6 separate regions of the Homo sapiens genome follow, and all the other regions are linked to region 1. The links are chromatin loops, found by intact Hi-C in ENCODE. Cell type or tissue: MCF 10A. All regions are shown on one strand.

Region 1 (4,000 bases):
TAGAATTAATGCTTTTGCATCTTAAAAAACAAAACCTTCTAATTTTGTTGAACACCATCACGGATTTGTTCCAACTCGGACTTCAGTGTGCGGGCTCTTTTATCTATAAAATAAAAATTTGTCTAGACTATTGTCTTTGGCCTGTGGATTCCCACGTGCTGGCGGAGCTCTGCAGGCAGCTCTCACGTGTGCGGGGTAAACGAGCTCGGGGGCTTGGATTTCCCCAGCGTCTCAGCTGTGATCACCTGAATGTTTAAAAGGCTTTACAGCTTGGTTCTCAAACACTGACACATCAGCTCTCTTGCATCGGAAGCCGAGGAAGGTTGACGATGGGGCCATTGACCATCAGCATTGGACCCCAGAGTGCTCTTTCCAGGAAGAGGGAATGCACGTGGCCCTACTACAGCCCTAGAACAGCGGAACTGTCCTGGAGGAAAGTTAAGTCGGCCCCTTCTTAAAAAATTAAAAAGCTGGCTCCTAAAGGCTGGGTGCGTTGGCTCACGCCTGTAATCTCAGCACTTTGGGAGGCCAAGGCAGGTGGATCATCTGAGGCCCAGGAGTTTGAGACCGGCCTGGCCAACATGGTGAAACCCCATCTCTACTAAAAAAAATACAAAAATTAGCTGGGCGTGGTGGCATGTCCCTGTGATCCCAGCTACTCAGGAGGCTGAGGCAGGAGAATCACTTGAACCCGGGAGGTGGAGGTTGCAGTGAGCTGAGATCACACCACTGTACTCCAGCCTGGGCAACAAGAGTGAAACTCCGTCTCAAAAACAAAACAACAAAACTGGCTCTTAGAATAGAAACTTGGTGTGGCCTAATCTACTGCTCCAGGAGAGGTTTGTCCATCTCCACTGACATTCGTCTGCCTCTGCTCTTTATTACTTAAAGACTATTTTATTATTATTTTTGGGGGGAGACAGGGTCTTGCTCTGTTGCCCAGACTGGAGTGCAGTGGTGTGATCATAGCTCACTGTAACGTTGAACTCCTGGGCTCAGGTGATCCCCCGGCTCAGCCTTCAAGTAGCTGGGACCACAGGCACATGCCACCACACCTGGCTAATTTCTGACCACTCCCCTTTGTATTTTATATTTTGTCTTCAGACCTAGTTAGGGGCAGCGCTGTGCCCCATCTCTGCCTTAAACTAAGAGAAAGTGGTGAAAATGCCAGTAGGTTTTCTGCCTTTCTGCTTCCAACTCCCTTTTGAAACTCCTGCTGCATCAAAGGTGGTGATCAGTGTCACTTCTGTTGCAAGCCAGGCAGGGAGCTTGGTACCTGAGGGAAACCAAAACATGAGCAGACAGAAGCTGACCTGACCCTGGAAGTCAACGGGCCCAAATGGCCACCGGGGGGCACAGTCGCTTTTGGTTTGGCAGCACAGCCTTTAAAAAAAAAAAAAAAAGTCCCCACTTTGACAAAGGCCCCTTCCCGGGTAGTGCTGGCCTTGGAGACCAGCCAGGCTGTGGATCCAACTTGTGGGCAGAGGGGGGAGTTCCTCAAGGGGACTGTTTTGGTACCAACGTGCCTGCAAGTTGGCACAGCCCAAGGTCAACAACACTAACTGGCTGGAAAGGGCGCTGTCTGGCTGTTTGTTCAGGTCTAAAAACCATTTAGATCTGCGATTCTCAAAGTGTAGTCTGCAGTTCCAGCACTAGGGAACTTGTTAGAAATGCAAATGCTCAGGCCCTTACCCTAGACCTGCTGAATCTCACCGTGGGCGTGGGGCCGGGTTATCTGTTTTAAGAAGTCCTTCAGGGGATTCTGCCTCACGTACAAGTTGGAGAAGCAGGGTTTAGATGATGCAGTGGAGGCCCTGCATGCTGCTCCCAGGTAGCCTCTTCTGTATTGCTCAGCTCACATCTGACTTTAATTTGGCCTGGCCAGAGCAACGCTCACCGCCCAGAGCTCACAAAGATCTGCCACAGGAGAGAAGCCGCTGGAAAGATTGTCTTCCCCCGGCCACTCCTGAAAAGGAGCTTGGAAACCCAGTACAGGCGCTCGCTTGAGTCACAAGGTGTCGTTGTGATCCTTTGCTACACGGCTTCCAGCCTGAGACACCTTCCCAGGGATGTGGGCCGGCCCAGGCTGGGAGGGGATTCCAGGCCGTGCAGTGTGAGTGAGTGAGTGTGTGTGAGTGTATGTGTGTGTATGGCGGAGTTTGGAGGGGGTGTCCATGTGAAGGAGCAGGCCTGGGCTGTGCCCAGATTGCTAATGGCTCCCTTCCTCCCCCAAATTGTTGGAGCCTGGAGGTGCCTGTCCTGATGCCAGCGATCTTTTCACTGGTGCAGGAAGTCCATTCAGCCCTGCATTGCTTTTAATGAGTTTTGCAAGCAAGTGGCCTCTTCCTGTGACTCATTCTGCCTTTTGTGCACCGGAGATTGTGGTTTTAAGTTTCACTTTGGAAAGTAACCACCACTTCTGCTGCTTTCTCCCTGTTGGAATCTGAACAAGTTACATTCATTTTGCAACAAAGAAATGTAAATGTAGGAGCCGCCAGTCATATTTCTGCTCTGATTGTAAAAACATCCTTTTCCGAGATGGTTGACAGAGCCAAGCTAAGAAGAAATGGTTTATATTTTCAAGTAACACATTCATTTGGGAACTCCGTATTTCCCGCTCCCCCCACCCACCAAGTTTGCTTTTGTTCTTTGTCTTATTGATTCGTATTTCAGGGAGATCCTAAAAAATAAACAGTGCTTGTTGGTTGAGTGAGGCGGTTAACCTCTAATTTATTGAAAGAGACTTCATTCTGGACAAAAGTTTGTGTTCTTCCTTCATGCAGTACACAGAGGATGACCATAAGGATAATTTCTTGTACAGTAAAATGTTTTTCCTTCGGACCTTCCACACAAATCCGCTTATGGTATCCGAATAGATGAATTTCTTAGGATTAGCGAGTATATGTTAAGTGGACAAATATTATACAATATTTTTCCTCAAATTTAAATAATGTAGGCATATTTAAAATGTTAGTGTTGAACTAAATTTTTTATATAACTTTATTTAAATATGTACAAACATTGAACAGTAGCTCTTACAGCATTATAAAACCAAAATTCATTTAAGTACAGATAAAACTATAGTGCTAATCAGCTGGACACAGTGGTTCATGCCCAGCATGAACTCTCAGCACTTTGGGAGGCCGAGGTGGGTGGATCCCTTGAGATCAGGAGTTTGAGACCAGCCTGGCCAACATGGTGAAACCTTGTCTCTACCAAAAATACAAAAATTAGCCAGGCATGGTGCCACGTGCCTGTAATCCCAGCTACTTGGGAGGCTGAGGCAGGAGAATTGCTTGAACCCGGGAGGCAGAGGTTGCAGTGAGCCAAGATTGCGCCACTGCACAGTGAGACTGTGTCTCAAAAACAAAAACCAAAACAAAACTACAGCGCTAATAGAGTTCAAGTTAATATTAATGGTACGTAGTGGAAAGTGCTGATGTATTGAAGCTAGTGAAATGATGTTGGATTTGGGCTTATAATAGATGTATCTGTGCTTTTAGTTTCATTTGTCAACTTGATTCTTCTGACTTGAGCATAATGGACCACCATTAAAATCATCATTATAACGCTGACTTCTGCAAAACGCGGTAGTGAAAAAGTTCTTATTCCATATTGACATCTACATTGACTGCCAGTGAACTGTTGCAAACTTTTACACCAAGGATGGGATCTCCTTGATCCATTGCCTCACAGGACAAATGTGGCACTGACTTGGATTTGGGGACTTTAAAGTTCAGCCAGAATTCATTGTCCTGATTTTCTCTTTTTGAAGTGCTGTAAAGCCTTGGTTTGGAGGTTACATGATCATTTCGCTTACTCAAATCCTTGGCACACTTACGGATGTACAGGGAGCGGTCCTGCACTCCGATCCATCCTTGGGCAAAGGCTCAGCGGTCTCATGGGAGAGTAGAGCTGCTCCTTCCATGGGGAGGAGAGAGGAGCAGGTGAAGAGACCTGCAGGAAGCCACTTCCAGACCTGCATGTGCTCTGCCGCCCT
Region 2 (4,000 bases), 630 kb after region 1:
CAAGAAGGAATTCTCTGGAAGACTGTCTTTGGACTCAAACTGAAACTCTTTCCCGTTTTCAGCCTGCCAGCTTCCCCTATCAAATTTTGGACTCTCCAAGCCCCCACAATCATCAGAGCCATTTCTTAAAATAAATCTCATTTTTATATATCTACATCTTCATCCTATAGTTTCTGTTTCTCCAGAGAACTAATAAAATGCATCCACTCACTGGTCATCTGTAAGGAGGCTACACTTCTTTTTTTTTCTTTTCTTTTTTATTTTATTTTATTTTATTTTTTTTGAGACGGAGTCCCGCTCTGTTGCCCAGGCTGGAGTGCAGTGGCGTGATCTCAGCTCACTGCAAGCTCCACCTCCCGGGTTCACGCCATTCTCCTGTTTCAGCCTCCCAAGTAGCTCATACTACAGGCGCCCGCTACCACGCCTGGCTAATTTTTTTTTTTTTTTGTATTTTTAGTAGAGACGGGGTTTCACTGGGTTAGCCAGGATGGTCTCGATCTCCTGACCTCGTGATGCGCCTGCCTCGGCCTCCCAAAGTGCTGGGATTACAGGTGTGAGCCACCACTTGAGTGTCCTCTCTTGCCTTGACACATCCCACGTTTCATCCCAATCATCACAGCCGCTGCTGATAACTTTGTAGCATGTGGCTGAGAGTCTTCTTTGGAAATGCAGCAGATCCATTGTAAATAGGAATCCAACTAATGAGAAAGCAAGACCATGGAAAGCCAGAGCCATGAAGGCGTGGAAAACCAATTCACTCAGTCCTGCTACTCCTGTTTCTTGCTCTGAAGAGAGGCCTAGGAGTGGCTACTTTAAGCCGGAAGTGCACAGGCTTTGCAGTCGGGCAAAGGAGGATGCGCAGTGGCATTTAAGGACCGATAACTAGGAGTTGGAAGGGTATCAGGCCATCCCAGGGGATGTTACAATGGAGAGAGGTAAACATAAAAGCCACATGCGTGGCTTTTTACCCAAGCATGGCACTAATTAAGAACATGGAACACAAAAACAATCTCTGGAATTTTACAGGTTTCAGGAGTGTAAGTCCCCAATTGATGAGATTAAGTTTCTACCATGTAGCAAAACAGAGGTTTGAAATGAATATTGCCCATGTACAGAAAATACAATTACATTCTTGCAAAATTGATTTTTTGCAGGCTGAGATTAATATCTGCTCCAAAACTTAATATTGTAGAGTAAATGGTGACACATCATTAGTACTTAGATTACATATATTAACATATTAATATAGATGAGTATCATAAAATAACATACTTATATATAATGGTAAATAAGAAAAATATAAAGCTGAGTGACGATGTAGAATAAACCACTGGTTCTGTGGGCAAACAAAACTGTATTTGAATCCCAGATTCATGACTTGACCCGGGAACTTCAGGCAGGTACTAATATTTTCTTAGGTAGTGGTTGCATTTTAATCTGTAAAATGGAGACAATCTTTTGACCTTGGAGGAATTTTGTCAGAAATAAATTTGATTAAAAATCTAAATCATTGAGTCCAGTTTCTGACCAAATAGTGCTCAGCAGATGGTGTTTCCTGGATTCTGTCCCAGTGTGTAAAATATGTATGAATGAGGAGGACGCCTGGAAGGAAATAAATAAAACCGAAAACACATTTGTTGGGGTGATGAAATGATGCATGATTAATTTTTCACTTTTCAAAAATTTCTGCAATGTTGCATCATTCTTTTAACAATAATATATATACTATATATATACATACATATATATATACTATATATACACATACATATATACTATATATATACATATATACTATATATACACATACATATATGTACGTGTGTGTGTATATATATATTATATAATATATAATATATATAATATATTATATAATATATAATATATTATATATTATATAATATATATAATATAATATATATATATTATATATATAATATATAATATATATAATATATATAATATATATAATATATATATAATATATATATAATATATAATATATATAATATATATTATATATAATATATATATCTGAGAAAGCTTTTCACCAAGCTCTACAGTCCACAAAGTAAACAGAGGAATGTGTCAGATAAATTTGGCTTCTCTCTCTGACCCTGCTGCCTTACACAGAGAGGGGCGGAGCAACGGGGGAGCCCAAGCACTTCCTTTTTGGTTAATCAGCCTGACCCACTGATTGCGACACTCCAGAGCCTCATGCTTTTCTCAGCCTTTAAGTATCTTTCTGAATTGCTGTCCAAGGGCAAATTTTTCCTGTCAAACAGACCTGCAAGGTTGCTAGGCACATACAAGGAAAAAGAGATTCTGGTTACTCAATACTTGTTTTGCAAAGTCTGTTTAAAAAAAATTGCATCATATCTCATTTGATGATTGTGCAATGCAGGGTGGATACCTAAACTGAAAGTTAAGTAAGACTGAGCTGTCGGCACCTTTGCAATTGAGACATCCATTTATACGCCAGTGGAAAATATTCAGTTGTTATTAGTTTTAAGTAAAAAAAAGGGGGATAAAGCCAATGAAAATAGACCCCAATGCTCCCTGCACAGATAAAATACACACAGAAAATTTCCTATCCTGTTTCTTCTCAGGTATTTGGTACATTATGCTCCTGTGATGAATATAAATAGGATTAGTCTTTGGATCCTGCCAATTCACCTGGGGTTGTCTTTTAGTACAAAGAGTACCGATTAGGGAATTGCCCAATCTGGATGCAAATCCTGATGACTGGCAAATGACTTAATCTCGCTGAGTGGGATTTTCTTCCTCTTTATGATGAGGATGGTAATAGGAAGTCAGAAATTAGTGGAGAATAACTGTAAAGGACTGAGGCTATAGCCTGGCATGCATAGGGGATCAATACATATTAGTTCCCTTCCAACTCTTAATTTTCCTCATCTTAAACTGCTCGCCGTAATGGGTCCTGTTTCATGCTCACTTATCAAACATCATTCCGCCCCAGGACCTACATTAATACTTGGGGTGGGGTCAACAGATACAGGGAAGAGTCAGCCATGGGCACTGCCCTTCACATGCTCACAGTTTATTGGTAGAAGAGGCACATCTGTGAGTGGATTCTGGAAATAGCAGATGGCAGGGCATCATAAGGGAGAAGTTTATGGAGCCTGGGGAGGCAGGTATGGAGGGAGATTGAAGAAGGAGAAATACTTCTACACTCAGAGGTGCCAGAAATCACTGTGCAAGAGCTGGGCTTCCATCTAATGGTGTACTATAAGCAAAGCACAGTCCTAGGGAATTTGAGCTGTGTCCCTAAAAACAAAACCATCAGCTCATAGTCTGTTTACACAGTTGCTTCTCTAGTTGGTGTTTCTCTAACTTTGGGGCATCATTCACCCTCTGCAAATGTCCGTTTCCTCAACCTCCAAACATGGTCAACATTCCATGCTTCTTGAGTATGTGTTCTGAGGGAAGAGTTGGCAGTGCAAGAGAATGGGACAGGATGGGGAAAGGGAATTAGTGTTCAGTGATATAATTGACATGAAATTGGTTAAATATAAAATCTTGGGAAAACGTGAGACATTATTATGGTGCATAATTACATGCTTAATACAAGAGATGTGGGTTTTGAATCAGACAAAGGACTCAATGTTTTGCACAGATTCAACACTGGTACTTTGAGTAAACTGGATACTTCTTTGTTGATCTAAAGGGAAGAAACAGACAATCCCCAGTCGAGAGTTTCCACAAGCAGTTGAAGTGCATTGCTCAGCCGCAGCTCATTCCCTCACCCAGCACATGCTCTGTTACACTTTCTACTGTCTTTGGCACAGAAAGTGCACACACATATTCTCAAAGGGAAAATGCCATGCAAATGACACATTTTTCACAAGATGTGGAATTTCTTGTGTCTGTGATAGGCCTGAAGGCTCAGAGATAGGTACGATTTTTAAAATTGTTGTCATAGAACAAATAAACTTGAACTGAAGCCTCTATCCAAACACACCTGACACCTAGAAATTGG
Region 3 (4,000 bases), 120 kb after region 1:
ATGAAACCAACCCAATAGTTCCATAGATTTTTTTTGGGAGGGGGGTAAACATAGAAATTAAACCTTATGTTAGTAAAAGGTTCTATTTGAGTTCCTTCCTCAGGAAATGACCTTCAGGCCTCTCAACCTACCAAATTTTGAGTTTCTAGTGAAACTCATCAGATCACCACATCCGGACAATGAGATGCCAGACCCCTCATTCATCATGATTGCTTCATTGCCCCTCCTTAGTTCCTGTTTTCTTACACATTGTTGCATTTCTTCCTTGCTATCAACACCCCTAATTTTAGCTGGTCAGGGAGATGGATTTGAGACTGAGCTCCCGTCTCCTTGGCTGCAGCATCCAATTAAAGCCTTCTGCCTTGGCAATACTCATCATCTTAGTCACTGGCTTTCTGTGTGAGGAGCAGCAGGGCCTAGATGGAATGCCTGGTGTTTCAGTAACACACAACCTATCAATGATAGGTGGGGTGCCAATGATTGGCTGAAAAGCAGAACAAAGGGAAATCCTGGGGTGGAGCACTCTACATCTTTTTGCCCACTTGTGTAGATACTGTCAAAACTCTTCAAACCATATGTGTAAAACATGAAATATATTGCATGTAAATTGTATCTTCACAAAAGGCAAAAAAATGGAAACTTTATGTATCAAAGAACAATATTAAGAGTATAAAGACAAACTACAAATGTATATTTTCAACATATATAATCAATGATGGTTTAATATCTAAAGACTTACAACAGATCAAAAAGAAAAAGACAATCTAAAAAAAGTGGGCAAAAAATAGAAGCATTTCAGAGGAAAGGAAATTTGAAATGGCCATAAACATATGCAAAGATGTACTATCTCATTAGAAATCAGGGAAATGCATATTACAAATTACAAGTAGATGCCATTTCACCCCTAGCAGACTGATAAAACTTAGTAATGAAGAATAGTAGAGAAAACAGAACTTTACGGTATGTTGTTGGGAATGTAAAATGTGTATAAACATGTTGGGAAAAAATTGGCATTATCTTTTCAGGCGGAGATGTGTAATATCTCTGACTCAGCAATTCCTCTTCCAGGTATACACAAAAGATACATTCTTGTTTGTGTGTACCAGGAGAACTGCAGAAATATATTCTTAGTAGCAATGTTGATAATAGCAAAAGCTGGAAACCACTCAAATATTCATTAAGAGGAGAATGCATAAATAAATAGAGGTTTTTTCATGTGATGGAATACTATGGCAAAATGAATTAACCACAGCTGCATGCATCAGTTACTGTGAATCTTAAGAAAACATGCTGAATGATAAAAGTAAGTTTCTGAAGAATATTAAGAGTATGATACTATTTGTATAACCTTCAGGCAAACAAAACTTTACAATTGTTTAGGGATAGATATTATTCAGTTACACTTTATATGAAAGCAAGGTACCAATACAATAAAATCAAAATTCAAAATCATGTTTCCCTTTGAAATGAGGGAGAGGTATACAGGGAGATTGAAGGGAATTGAAATAATCTATTTTAAACTTGGGTCTCCAGAACAATGGTGTTTTGTAATTCTAGATACATCATCTATGATGCATTTTCTTTTCTTTTCTTTTTTCTTTTTTTTTTTTTTTTTGAGATGAGTCTCATGCTGTCACCCAGGCAGGAGTGCAATGGCGCCATCTCGTGCAACCTCCGCCTCCCAGGTTCAAGCTCATGCCTCAGCCTCCCGTGTAGCTGGGACTACAGGCATGCACCACCGTGCCTGGCTAATTTTTTGTATTTTTAGTAGAGATGGGGTTTCACCATGCTGGCCAGGCTGGTCTCGAATTCCTGACCTCAGGTGATCTGCCCACCTTGGCCTCCCAAAGTGCTGGGATTACAGATGTGAGCCACCATGCCCGGCCTGCATTTTCATATTTTTTTGTGTGTATACAAATATTTTCATAATAAAACATTTAAATGGGTTTTTAAAAAGTTGAAACAATATTTATAGCATGTGAACTAGCATCCTACATAAGGCAGTACAGATACAAGTTAAATTATGAATGAGCTTGTGCTGGAAGAACATAAATGGGATGAATCCTTCAGTGACAGGCTAGAGGCCCTTGGTCTGCAAGGCTTGAAATGCCAGGCAGATGCCTGGGAATTGGAGCGGTGAGTGCTGGGTAGGCCTGAGGAGCCTGCAGCTCAAGACCCTGGAGTAAACCCGCACAGGGGCAGGCACTGTTGGGGGAGGCTTGGGGACCTTGAAAGCTCCCCCAGATTTACATGGAGAGATAGCATGGTGAGCAGCCCTGACCAGGGCTTGCCCTCATTTCCCTGGAGAGGCCACATGAAACGACCGAAAGTGGCTTGCTTGCCAGCCTTCGCAGATGAGGGGTTTCAATGATATTTTACTTGATTTCAAAAAAATAAGATATTTCTCGTACCTTGAGAGAACTGGCTTGGTTTCTACTCTACGCTAAAGAAAGGAATAATCAGCAATATGACTTTATAGCAGGATATTCATAACAGCATTTATTTTAATATCAAAAGTGGGGCTTTTATATCTAAGATATATATATTTGTATATACTTATATATAATTTTGTATGTAAGTACTATATATATTTATACATTATACAAGCACTATTACATATGTAATATATAAATACAAAATATAAAATACACAAGTATATATACATATGCAATATAAATTAATATAATTCAATAAAAATTGTATAAACATATAACTATATTGTAAAATATTTCAATTTATACATATTTAAATGTAAATGTAAACCCACTTTTTGATATAAATATTGTTATGAATGTCCTATTGTACCTTGTAAAATGCTCACTGATGTTGCTAGTGGCGAGACTATGGAATTTTAAAAAATCTTTCATGCTCTGACTTTCCCACAGAGCCTATGAAGACATGTTATTGCTCCTTAAACACTAAATTAAATATCTGGTCATTGATTCTAAGAAAAGCGCATGATCGCATAGACGCAGTGCTTGCGCCTCTTCATGCCCCTAGAGCTTCCAGTCTCATCAGGCAATTCGCAGCCACTGCTGATGCAGGTGAGGACGCCATAGCCATGGCATGAGGCTTCCACAGAGGGCGGCTTCCCACATGTGTGTGTCACTTCTGGTCCCAGTTTGGCTCCTGGGTGTTCAGGGCCCTTTTCACAAGCTTCAGTGACTCACCTTATACATGGCTCCATCATAGCACTTGCAATTTTTATAAAACAACGTAACTCAAAAGCTAAGGGTAAGCAAGCAACATTTCAGACCAAATTTTGATGTAGCTTATTTGAAGGATAAATTAATCATGCAGGCTCACCCGTTCTGAATAGCAATGATAGCAACAGACTTAAAACACGATGGTGCCACAGGTTTCCATGGGAGGCTGCCAGTGTGTGGGATGGGGGTGCCTTTGATGTCAGGCTGATAGGTTTTCTCTTCTTTTGATCTGATGGCTGGGGTCACTTTGAAGTGCTGAAGATGAAGAACTTCTATCTTAGGGACATTGTCTTCTGAAATTTCATGAGGTTAGATCTTTATTGCCAAAAGAGAGAGTCTTACTCCATGAAAAATACATGGCATGACTGTTGTGTGAGTGCCATGGAAAGAAATAAGAAGGAAGGAGAGGAGGGAGAGTGCAGTCCCATAGGTGAGATTTGCAGGCAGCAGGTGGGGCCAAAATAGAGGAGTGATTGAAGGAAAGAAGGCTGAAGGAAAGATCTGATGGAAGAATAAAGATGGAACAGACTGTGGGGTGCTCTATAAAGAAAACAATATAAAGAGTACCAGCTAATGAGTTAGACAATCAGTTTCAAATTCTATGACCTTGATTTAGTGTATTCCCATGTCTGCTAATAAAGACAGACCCAAGACTGGGTAATTTATAAAGAGATTTAATTGACTCACAGTTCAGCATGGCTGGGGAGCCCTCGGTAAACTTATAATCATGGCAGAAGGCAAAGCAAACACGTCCTTCTTCACATGGTGGCAGCAAGGAGGAGAATGACAGCAAA
Region 4 (4,000 bases), 340 kb after region 1:
AGTTCCCATGACCCCCTCAGGTTTGATAATTTGCTAGAACAACTCACAGAACTCAGGCAAACACTATACTTTATGATTACAGTTTTATTATAAAAGGGACACTTAGGGAAAGTTCTGGCAGTGTGTGAACTTAAGTGCAGAGCTCCTGTGCCCCCTCCTGTGGAATGGGGGTGCATTGACCTCCTGTGGAATGGCGGTGCATCGACCTCCTGTGGAATGGGGGTGTATCGGCCTCCTGTGGAATGGGGGTGCATCAACCTCCTGTGGAATGGGGGTGCATTGACCTCCTGTGGAATGGGGATACATTGACCTCCTGTGGAATGGGGGTGCATCGACCTCTGCAGCACATCCATGTGTTCCCCGGCAGAAACCCCCCTGCCCTTCCCGGTCCTCCTCATCAAGCTGTGTGTGTTTGGCAGAGCAAAGATCTGGGGTTCTTGAGCTGGAGCTCTGGCCCCTGGGTGACATCCCCTAAGCTCCTAGTAGCTACCAGTCCTGCTGGATGCCCTGCTCACATCTTGGAGTTGATTAAACTCAAGAAAATAGGTGGCTTGGAAAGAAAAACCTCAGGATTCCCCTCTCTCTGGCCACACTGAGCCTCAAAGCTGATATGGCTCTGCTGGGGTTGGTGAGGGCAAGAGACCTTTTGTGCTGTCACTTTCCTTGTCCCTTTCTAGTACTGAGAGGGGAATGTCTAGGTAGTTTCAGCTTGACGTGTGCTCATACTCTCTCTCCCTGTCTCCTTCCCACCATCCACTGGCATTGGAAAAGAGTGAGCTTTTGGTCCCCAGTTGCCATATACTCTTCCCCTCAAGCAGCAGCAAGCCCACACCTTTGCTGTCAGAGGAAGAATTGAAGAGGTGGCTTTAATAGGTGAACCTCCTTACCCAGCACCCCGTTCCCATGCCTGTGATCCTATCTTCCATGCCTGAGGCATCTGTTTTTAGTTTTTAAAATTAATGTTTTAATTTAGAGATAATTTTGATTCACATGCAATTGTAAGAACTATTACAGAGACCCTGTGGTGTACCCTTAACTCAGTTTTCCCTAGTAGTAACATCTTGGACAACTATAGGAGAATATCACAACTAAGGCATCGAGATTAATACAGGCAAAGCATAGAACATTTCCATCATCACAAAGAGCCCTTCTGTTGCCCTTTTGTAGCCACACTCATTTCTCTTCCATTCCTATCCCCTTCTTAACCCCAGTAACCATTAATTAGTCTGCCATTTCTATGAAGAGATCCACTGTAAACATAGGTGCACAGGTTTTTGTGTGAACTTAAGTCTTTATTACTGTGGGATAAATAGAGGAATCCATTCCGTAAGATGTTCTAACATCCCCTCTGGAGGATGGACACTTTGTAGAACCATGGCCAAGGTTAAGTACTTAGGAAAACAACAGGTAATACATTAAAAATTTAGATATTGCCCTCTCAGACGATTATTAAGACATGTATTTGCCCATGTTAGAAAATATGATGAAGATATTTTTCAGATTGCATATAATAAAAATACTATGTAAACATAATTATAGAAAAAATCATTTGCCATTTAGTACTACTTTCCAAGCACACATAGGCAGGAATAGATCCAAAATCCCTGGAGAGAGTGAAGCTGGTAAGTAAGAAAGATTTATTTTTCACATGTTGAGGGGAAGTCCTCACTGCTGTGCCTGGGCTGGTACCATCACACTAAGTGTCAGAGAGTGACGCCAAAGGAGATGTTTTCCTTTCAGAACTCTAATCACTAGTGAATCCCTCCCTCCCTTCCTTCCTTCTCTCTTGCTCTCTCTCTTCCTTTCTCTCTTTCTCTCTCCTTCCTTCCTTCCTTCTCTCTCTTTCTCTATAACTCTGTTGTCTATCATCTCTGTCCATCTCTATCTGTCCATCTACCTATTTATCTATCACTATCTGTTAATATATCTATCTGTCTATCATCTGTCTCTGTCACTCTATCATTCTATCTATCATCTATTTATGTATCATCTATATAATCTACCACTATCTATTATCTATCTATCTATCTATCTATCTATCTATCTATATCTATCTATCTATATCTGTCCCTCTATCTAATCTATCAATCACTCCTACTACATCTATCATCTATCTATCTATCTATCTATCACTATTTATCTATCTATCATCTATGTAATCTATCTTTTTTTTTGCAAGTTTGAAGGACTGAAGGAGCAGAGGGAGAATGCTCCAGTCACCCAGTGCCCACTAATGGCTGGGATAAGGACTACGCTGGGCAAGAACACAGGCATAAATGTGAATAGGATTTCATCCCTGTGGAAACTCCTTCCAGAGGGGAAGTGGGTCTCTCTCTGGGTCTCTAACAGCCTCATCTCAGGAGATAGTGACTGGCTTGTGTCTTTCTTCCTTTCTTGGAGTCCTAATCCCTCAAGCATTTCTGGATACTGAGATATTTCAGACCCAACACATCTAGCCCTTTCTCAGCTCCTTTAGAATTTCCTCTTTCCTTCCACTTTTTTAGAGATAATATGTGGATAGAAAGAGTACTGAAAAAGACTTAACCTTCTGGTCTCCTTACATCCTCCCTTCCTGAATTGCAGGCAGTACAAAAGTCACATTCCAAAATGATCACAGGACCAACTGCTCAGAGAAAAGTGATAGGTCAGCATTTCTGCATGGTAGCTGTCACCAAGTGCAATCTATCCTTATGGTATTTATATATTTTCGTTGAGGTATTATTGCATCTAGTAAAATACACAAATCTCTCAGGTCCAAAGCTAGATGGATTTCTTACATCAGTGTGTACGTTTGTAACAACTGTTCAGTCATGATATAGAACATTGTCATCATCCTGGATGGTCCCTCGGGCCCCTTCCTACTCTGTATTCACCCCCTCAAGGTTAGTACTGCTCTGATTTCTGTATTCTGGCTGAGTTTTATAAATTTAGGTTTAAACTATGGTTAACAATTTATAGCAGAATGCATGTGCAGCAACACATAAAAAGAGGAAACATTTTAGAGAAATATAAAAATGTTAGATTTAGTATTTGATGAAGTAAAAAAAAATTTGCAAATAGATGAGCCGCACCCACTAGGAACCCATGAGGCAACAATGACCTAGATGTACAGATAGGAGACCCTTGGTCCAAAGGTACACGGAAGGAAGACATTTTCTAAATTACCTTTTGGGTGTGCACTTGTTATTCATATAATCCCCAAACATCAGAGATGGGAGAGACTGAAGTCAGCACCTAGGTTCATCTCCTTTCTTTATAGAGCGGGAAACCAAGGCCCAGTGGAGCTACGACATTCACACAGGCCTCAGAACATGTTAATATCAGCACTGTGACATTACACTGTCCATCCTTCAACAGTAGGACATGGCTGTCTCTTCTGTTTACTTATCAAAGGATTAAAATAAAACATCAGTAAAAATTGAGAGACTTGGACTGTTATGGGCTGAATTGTTCTCCCCTAAAGTTGATACATTGAAGTCCTAATTCTGAGTACCTCAGAATGTGACTGTTTTTGGAGATGGGGCCTTTAAAGAGGTAATTAAGGGAAAATAAGGTCATGGGGTTGTGCTCATTCAATAGAACCCATGTCGTTACAAGAAGAGGAGTTTGGAATGCAGACATGAATAGAAGGAAGACCATGTGAAGACACAGCAGGAAGACGCCATCTACAAGCTAAGAAGAGAGGCCTTAGAGGAAGCCAGCCCTGCCAACACTTTGATTTCAAACTTCCAGCCTCTAGAACTGTAAGAAAAATACATTTGTGTTGTTTAAGCCACCCAGTCTGTGGTACTTTATTATAGCAACTCCAGAAAACTAATACATGGGCTGACAAAAGTAGCTGGTGTCTATTTGCTTATTCTATGTGTTCAATTATACATTTACTGAGAACCTAATATGTGCCTGTTACTCTGGGAGATGTTGCACTAAGGACTTTAAATATATTAACTCAATTAATCCTGAGCACAGACCTCTGAGGTAGGTATTGCTATACCCATTTTAT
Region 5 (4,000 bases), 1.2 Mb after region 1:
ACCATATCTCACATGTAAGGTATGAATAATAATAATGATAACAAAAACATCCAATTCACAGTGTTTGGGAGAAAGATCAGAAAGATAGAAAGTGCAAAAGAAATCATGAATTTCAAAGTCATTTCACCAGTTTTTAAATAGAGAATGTCCATTTCACCAGTTTTTAAGTAGAGAATGACGTTCATTTTCCTAGAACTCAACATTTTCTTTAGTTGCATATTTGTTGCATATAATTATATTAAAAACTGAAGGGAAAAACACACACATTGCCTGCATAGTCACGTGGTGGGTTCTGAGAGGAACCAGCAGGAAAATGAAATTATGACTCTAATAGAAGAACTGAAAGATGGATGACCTGATATATTCAGGGGTTATCTCTAGCAAAGATGGGAATCTCATTTGGGTAGTAATTAATTATAGGTGCCTCAACATTTTCATTTGTTATGATTAACTTAGTTTAGGTGATCAATCTTGCTTGTCAGCTCCAATAGATAGGTAGAATTTCCAGTCTGAGATGGAAATTATTTTGATATTAATCAATCTTTACTTGTTCTGAGATGACAGTTTTCCCCTGTTACCAAGTCCTGAAGCTCAATTAGCAGCCTGGACATTTTATGTATTTTCTACATTGGCAAAAGGAAAACCATGTATTATTTCATAAGAGTTGAACCTGTTGCAGAGACTAAAGTCAGTGTCTCTCTTCTTTGGCTATGCAAAACCAAACCAAACCAAACAAACAATAACAACAACCACACACACACACACACAAAACAAACAAGAAAAAACCCAACAACACAAAAACCAAACCAAAACAAAAAACTGCTAACATAGTCTCGGGCCTTCTCTTTACTGCTGGCATTTTCTTTCTTGCTCACGCCCTTCCAGAAACACTGGCTTCCCTGCCCTTCTCCAATACATCAGGCATATTCCTGTCTCCAGTTCTTTGCACTGGCCTTTTCTTCCTGCACATATCCTTTATGGCCGTGCAGCCTTTTCCCTTAAGTGCTTCCTGTCCTCCTTCCTGCCTCTGTTCCTCCTCCACAGCCCCGATCACTTTCCCGCATACTGTGGTATTTTATTTTATTTATTTATTTTTTTGGTTTATTGTAGGTCTGCTGCTATCAGCATATAAGTTTGTGAATTCTGGGGCCTCTATCTTTTCTGTTCTCTGCTGAACTTCCAGAGCTGGAACAGTGCCTGCCATGTAAAAGGCACTTCCTACGTAGCTTGTGAAAACATGAGTGAGTCTTCACAGTAACTATGCTTTAGCATGTCATTAAAAACAATTTCAGTGTTGTAAGAATTAAACCTCCTACGAACATTTCTGATATGCCGCATACCCATGACTTGCTAAAGACACAAATGAGCACTTAAATATGACTTCCAAGAGATTGTTATTCAATTCTTGGAAGTTTCATTTTCTTAAATTTTATCGAAAATACTGGGTTGAATTAAAAATTCATAATATTCCTAAAGAAAAGAAAATCTTTGCATTTCTGAGTCAAATACTTACCCTTTTAAATCAGAATTTAAAAAATAAAGTCAGTTTACTCATCAATCAATTGCACATCTCTTAGAGAATCTAAAAAGGCATTTTGCTATGTCAAGACTTGAAGAATGGGACCACATCTGTGTGCTCGAGATGCTTATAGTCCAGCTGCCTTGGAGCACCACTGAGCGTGAAGGAGGTGGTTTGTAGCTGGGAAGTCTGGTCTTAAATACGGTTGCTGCTACAAACTCGGTGAATAGTATTAGCCAGGTAACCTTTCCTCTCTAAGCCTCAGTATCTCTCCCTATTAAATAGAACTGGAGATAATGATAGATAGAAGAACTCTAAGTTCCCTTACAGCAGCAAAATGCTAGATTTTAAATCAAGAGATAATAAAACAAAACACATAGCTGGCTTTCAATAAATACTTCTTGGCTTGAAAAAAACGAAATTATTATCTCACTGTAGTGGGAACAGGCTCCTGCAGCTGGTGAAAGACAATCCTCCTTCTAGCTGCTGAAGTTGAGCAGGTCTGCTGTAACGAGGAACAGATAGCATCAAGATCATTTCCAGGACTATCCTGGATGGAAGATCTAGGGAGGGAGCAAACCCACCTAGTGCTAGAGGACAAACACACCCCGTTCTTGGGAGGAGACCTCAGAGGCGCTTTGTAATGTGGCTCTGGCGCCACCTGGTGATTATTCCTAGAATTTTTCCTGTAACTCCAAGGCTACCAGCGACAGACAAAACACCCTGCAAAGGATTTATCAATGCATTAAAGCTGTATGTAGTTCAGGGAATGGGAGCAGAATAAAGAGACTATTCTGTCATAAGAACCAGGACAGAATGAAGCTCCAGAATCCCGTATATTTACATTTAAAAATAATCATTCACACAGCAGCTGAGACTAATTCTGGCCAATGTAAAACCAAATGGACCCAGCTGTTCTCTGACTAGTTGAACAAGCTCAATCATTTCAATATCATTTTTATTGGTGATTTTAGTTCACACCAAAAAAAGTTGTACAACTCTTCAGGGTTGAAGCAGTGTTAGGCGCTGGCCGTGGAGACAGGGAGTCACACAGTCGCAAGGAGCTTGTATGCAGACGGGCTTTACACCCAGTAAGTTGAACACAAACCGGAGGACAGCATTTCTCATGTGGGAAGTACAGCGGGAATGTTACAGAAACGTGCCTGTGAAAGTTAACTAACTGTGGACCAAGCAGCATTGGGCATAGTCGAAAAATCAGAAATGGCTTGGCAGTGACTTTTTGCAAGTCTTCACATTTTGATGATCGAAAGTGAAGAAGCTCATTTACGGTGGAGGGAATTGGCATAAAAGAGCATGGAGGTCAGTTAGCTCAGGGTGTCCCCCACACATCTGGCTGGGTGTGCAGGATACAAGAGGCAGGGCTAGAAAGTTCAGGAGGGCTCAGGGCAACCTTAACCCTGAATGAAAAGGTTGGACTTTACTGCCTGCTGGGATGGGGGATGAAGTATTGGAAATTCATGAGGCAAAAACCATGTGAATTTATTGGAAGGAAAAGCTAAGATTTTTACAAAAAAAATCTGTGATCTTTAGATTTGACTCTAGTTAAACTCTGGGAATCTCTAGTTGGGAAGAATATTGATCACACTCACACTAATACTTTAACGTTATTTATTTATTTATTTATTTTGGTGGGCAAATATGCTTCAAATGTCATCAGTCCTCCTTGGGAGATATTTGGACATCAAAAGAATTATATATATATATGCTTAGTTAGGAGTAAGTCAAATTAAAGTGTAACATTTTTCATATTTGTGATTTTAAAAAATAACTCATGTGAGTTTAGTTTTAGAAGAATCAAAGAAATTACTTAGGTAAATAAAAATGCAGTGCTTGTACTGAGTAGGATTGTATGAAGTCTGTTCATCATCTTAAAAACAGGCAAGGAAGATTTTCAGCAGAATGAGATTTGCTCGGATATTAGAATGGACACATGAGAATTAAGAACAATGGTTCCATTCACAGATTTTAAAAAGCCTTCACGGATGACTGGATCAAAAAATCTTTGTCATTTTAGATTTTGTTAATCTTTGAACGTTAATAATTTTTAAATGTTCTGTGAAAAAGGATACACATTTTAAAAATGTATTTAATGTTTCATATTAACAAGTTATCTATGTTTCCCAAACTTGCTTTCAAAAAATAAAATTTTCTGGGGAACATTCTAGATCTCTTGAATGAGGACAGACTTTGCAGGTGAATTTTATGATCTAGCAATTTGGGAAAGCACACTGGAATTGCCTTCTTAAAATCCTCATCAAACAGCTGACAGTCATCCCCACAGATGAGTAAATGATGGTTCAGAGAGGCTGAGTGGCCTGAGGTCCCTGAACAAGGTACTAACCATTGGGATTCTAGTGTCTGTCTATCTGGGTGATTCCAAAGCCCAAACTCTGCCCAATATACGTGACTGCCCTGCAAATAAAGATGATCTGACAATTGGGCATCTGTAAACATCTCTCT
Region 6 (4,000 bases), 1.1 Mb after region 1:
TGCTTGTAGAATTTCTACTAGGCAGTAGCCACTATGATGGAAACTACACATATCATCTTCATTAATTCCCCGCTTTCCCACAACAGCAACAAATTAAAAAAAAATCAATGATGTATTGTTTTTCCTGTTTGGGGGGATTAGGAAACTAAAGGACCAAGGGGTAGGAGCCAGGATTTAAATTTAGATCTTTATGATGCCCTAGAGGGTATTCCTCAACCACTTAAGTACAAACACAAAGCAAAGTCATCAGAAAAAACATTTCTGTTATGTAAAATCAAACGTAACACCAAAAGGGAGCAGCAATATGTTCTTTAGCAAATTGTGACTCAAAAAAGAAGAAGCTTCTGTCAGCCAAGGGAGATTCAGCAACTGGGTGCTTAGCTCTGCCATGCCACAGAGCACCTCTTCGCTTCTCTAAAAGTACTTAAAAAAAAACAACTGGCTGTTTATGCATTTTTATTCTCACTATGTTGTGAGCCCCTGCAGGACAGAAATTGGACATTACTCATCCATATATGCCCAGAACCCAGTAAAAAGCCTAGCCCTGCGTAGAGCTACTACGTGGCTGGACTCTAGGAGTCCCCACTTAAATACTGGTGTTAATGTGAGTGATGGAGGCAGGGCTGTGCTCCATAGGAGGCCCACAGAGAGCAGGTGTTCCCTAAATGATGACAGAGGGATGGGCTTGTTTCAGCCAGCCAGCTTCTAAGAAGTTTCCAGTGAGATCGAACTGCTCCTTCCCCTACATTTTCAGGGCATTCTATTTAGTATGCACCTTTCCCCCTTCCTCCACCCCACCACATTCTCATCACAGTTCTGTGTGTCAGAATGATGTTTATCCCTAAGGCTATTTATGGGCATGACTGGATTTTATCTTAGCTTCCTTGAAGTGGCCCAGTCAAGTGAAATGAGTCTGCATTTTAAACAAAATAATGTGCTTCTTTCTAAAACAAGATTTTTTAATCTATAAAATATAGCTCATAAAACCCTTTTCACACATAATCTATGCTAAGTAATATCTTTTTCTTTATTGTCTATTTCATTCCTCCCTCCTGGTGGGCACACCATGAGAGAGTTCCTTGAACGGGTGTGTCAACTGTTTCCCAGTGGCAATAGGGCCGTTCTGCCTGTTACTGCAAAAAATGAGGTAGAGTTCCCATATCTTGGAGGATATATCTCTTCATGGGAAGAGAAAAATCCTAGCTCTGCATTCCAGCTCATGGGCTGTGTGCACCAGCTATTTTGGGGAAGGGGAAAGCCAGTCTCACAACACTTTCCCCAGAGAAAAGATGCCAATCTCAACATTAACCATTAGGAAACATCATTAAAGCAGATGAGAAATGGGCTGCGGACATTTTTATGAGCCCAAAATACTCTACTTGGAGGTTTTATGGAGACCACAGGAAGCCAGAGAGACAATGACATCCATACCCTTTTTTTAGAGTCTGCTGAGCTGAGGAACAATCTCTGTGCTCCATAGAGTGTGTTTTTGCAAGTGTAAATTACCATTGGGGGCCATGTCAAAGTAAGCCTTTTTCAGAGACTTGTGCACCTGTTGGAGATAGAATGCTCTAGGCCAAGTAGTTGTGGGCTTACTGTCCATATCCATCCAGAGTTGCAAAGAAAATACTTCCTTTTGATTCCAGGACAGTCTTGGAATTAGTCTTTAGAGAAGGCTATTCTGCTTAAATCTGCATGGTTGCAACATTGCACCAGTAATCTCTATATATTGGTTTTCTTATTTTTTCATATGACAAAATGAAGCTCAGAAAAGTTGAGAAACTTGCACACACACACAACTAGTAAGTAAAGGAATCAGAATTTGACTCTGCATGTTCTTCCTTATGGCACCACCTCCTTATCCAAGCCCAAAATGTAGATTTAAGGCAGGGACAGGAAAGAGGGTGTGCATACAGAAGTGGCCCCAAATGAGGTCTCTTGGGTCTTTATTTAGGGCAAGCTCAGCAGAGATATTTTTTTCTCTGTACATCAGGAATTGTGTTTTTAAGGCATTAAACCACACAGTGAAAATAGGAGAGAGGTGAGCAAAGTCCTGGCAGGTTGCTCTCTGCCTTCAGTAATGCAGTTGTGTGTTTTCCCGGGAGCCCTAGAAGAGGGATGGGGAAGATGGTCCAGAATAGTCCTGAATTGTAGAGCTTTCCTATTTATACTGACATCTCGTGGTAGTGCTGTGTGACTGCAATCTGCATTGTCTTGGGAGCCAAGCATTCAACTTTACCAATATTCATTTTACTCATTCGTGAATTAATTGAACCAGAAGTTGTTACTAAGCACTTGGTATTTGCCAGGCACTGTGCTAGACACTAGAGAATACTATGACATGCTCACAGAAAGATCCTGGGAAAGACCAAATTGGAAACTCTTAAAGGAGCTCAATGCTTATCAAAGCGTTAAGAACAACAACTAGTGAATGTAGGTGGCAGAGTTGGCCAGGTACTTAGTAATGGTGGTACTATGTCCTCTGCATTTATCATCCCATTGAATCTTCATAATGATCCTCACTGGTGAGTATTCTCATTCAGATTTCAGATGGAAGGAAACTAAAACTATAAGAGGTTATTTAAAACACCCTAGTTTAAAAACCTCCTAAGCAGTGAAGTTAGGATTTGAACTCTGATTTTTGAGATCTCACAGCCAGAACTATACTTCTCTGTGAACAAACAGCAAGAAGAGATTAATTCCAATGGTCAAGTGTCATTTGAAAAGGGCTTAAGTTTATTTGCACGAGATTTAGCCCATGACAATCATGGGTATCAGACTTCCCAGATGTCTACTAGTTAAATGAAACTAGGTCTGTTCAATTTAATTTAATTTAGCAACCAAAACCCTACTGCTAACATCTTTGTGCATATGTTTCAGTTGGTCTTCTTCTATAAACTCGTAAATACATGAATATATAAACAAAAAAGGGAATCATACTGTATATGCTGTTTGTAACTTTCTTATTTTGTCTAATTTATTAGCTTCCTATTGCTAAACACCAACTTATCACAAATTTAGCTGAAAACAACTCCCATTTATCTCATAGTTCTGCAGGTCAGATTTCCAGGCAGGCTCGATTGGATTCTCTGCTTAGGATCTCACAAGGACAAAGTCAAGATAATGTGCCCAGCTGGGCTCTTATCTGGAGGCCCTGGGGAAGAATCTGCTTCCAAGCTCATTCTGGTCTTGGGCAGACTTGAGTTTTTTGTCACTGCAAAACTGAGGACCTTTTTTATTCTTGCTGGGTGCTGGCCACGGACCAATTTTGCTCCTAGAGGCTCCTCTCAGGTCCTTGACAATGACCCTCTATCTCAGCAATGGACAGCCGCCTCCAGGTCAAATCTCTCCCCACTTCTAATCTCTCGAAACTTCTCTTCTACTATTATCTGGGAAAATTCCTATTTTCAAAGGGCTCTTACCATTAGGTTAGGTCTACCAAGATGACCTCCCCTATCTTAAGATCAACTGATAAGTAACCATAATGACATCTGCAAAATCCCTTTTGCTGTGTAATGTAGTATATCCTGGGAATGCCACTGGGGCAAAAGTCAAGGGGCATTTTAGAATTCTGGCTACCACGTTTAACAAACATGTTTTCAAAATGTATTTATTGACAGCGTACTTTGTGCTTGAGTCTAGGCTCTAGAGCTATGATAGTGAACAGAATACATAAAAACTGCATTCATGTAGCTGACATCTAGTGTCCTGGAAGGAGATTTTCTATATTGAGGAATATGCCTATATAACTTTTCATTTTTATAGATATGTAATTCCACTGTATAAATATACCATAATTTAAATAAGTACTTCCAGCTATTGAATAATTTAGATTCTTTTCAATTTTTGCATTTGTAAACAACATGGCAATAGAATTCTTTTGCACTATTTGCAGATAGATGCCTGGAAATGGAATTTATGGGTCAAAGTGTATTATTTTGACACATGATATTAAACTGTTTCCTGGAAAGTCTTGACAATCCAGCATTCCTGCCACCAT

Evidence for each region. Peaks named below come from ENCODE experiments on the same cell type or tissue, not always from the same donor. Only the 100,000 strongest peaks of a DNase experiment are listed, where the experiment ranks them.
Region 2: a loop joins it to region 1, with 12 times the contacts of the local background. A loop is called at or near these places in 5 of 110 quality-filtered maps.
Region 3: it touches region 1 in a loop (14-fold over the local background); 4 of 110 quality-filtered maps call a loop at or near these places.
Region 4: it touches region 1 in a loop (20-fold over the local background); 14 of 110 quality-filtered maps call a loop at or near these places.
Region 5: it touches region 1 in a loop (10-fold over the local background); 77 of 110 quality-filtered maps call a loop at or near these places.
Region 6: a loop joins it to region 1, with 9 times the contacts of the local background. A loop is called at or near these places in 57 of 110 quality-filtered maps.

What each region holds. Positions count from the first base shown.
Region 1 is chr2:11,828,062-11,832,061 of GRCh38, forward strand. No RefSeq gene overlaps it. Among named protein-coding and RNA genes, the nearest start is that of MIR4262, 6.9 kb to the right of the region's middle. RefSeq lists an enhancer at 1,980-2,696. In MCF 10A, CTCF peaks have their summits at 1,349 (motif pointing right) and 1,982; DNase peaks (open chromatin) are centred at 1,450 and 2,210.
Region 2 is chr2:12,454,241-12,458,240 of GRCh38, forward strand. All of the region lies in intron 4 of MIR3681HG (MIR3681 host gene), which reads left to right. All of the region lies in intron 1 of LOC105373431 (a long non-coding RNA gene), which reads right to left. Among named protein-coding and RNA genes, the nearest start is that of MIR3681, 260 kb to the left of the region's middle. In MCF 10A, no CTCF peak of the experiment used is centred here; DNase peaks (open chromatin) are centred at 1,601 and 2,321.
Region 3 is chr2:11,950,063-11,954,062 of GRCh38, forward strand. No RefSeq gene overlaps it. Among named protein-coding and RNA genes, the nearest start is that of MIR3681HG, 55 kb to the right of the region's middle. In MCF 10A, a CTCF peak has its summit at 1,671 (motif pointing left); a DNase peak (open chromatin) is centred at 1,657.
Region 4 is chr2:12,171,510-12,175,509 of GRCh38, forward strand. All of the region lies in intron 3 of MIR3681HG (MIR3681 host gene), which reads left to right. Among named protein-coding and RNA genes, the nearest start is that of MIR3681, 26 kb to the right of the region's middle. In MCF 10A, a CTCF peak has its summit at 2,248; no DNase peak of the experiment used is centred here.
Region 5 is chr2:13,004,919-13,008,918 of GRCh38, forward strand. LOC100506474 (a long non-coding RNA gene) reads right to left here and starts at 2,095. Exons shown (of 6, transcript NR_038434.1): 1 at 1,953-2,095. The region is part of intron 1 of LOC105373436 (a long non-coding RNA gene); the gene reads left to right. In MCF 10A, a CTCF peak has its summit at 2,186 (motif pointing left); a DNase peak (open chromatin) is centred at 2,163.
Region 6 is chr2:12,929,234-12,933,233 of GRCh38, forward strand. No RefSeq gene overlaps it. Among named protein-coding and RNA genes, the nearest start is that of MIR3125, 190 kb to the left of the region's middle. In MCF 10A, a CTCF peak has its summit at 2,184 (motif pointing left); a DNase peak (open chromatin) is centred at 2,158.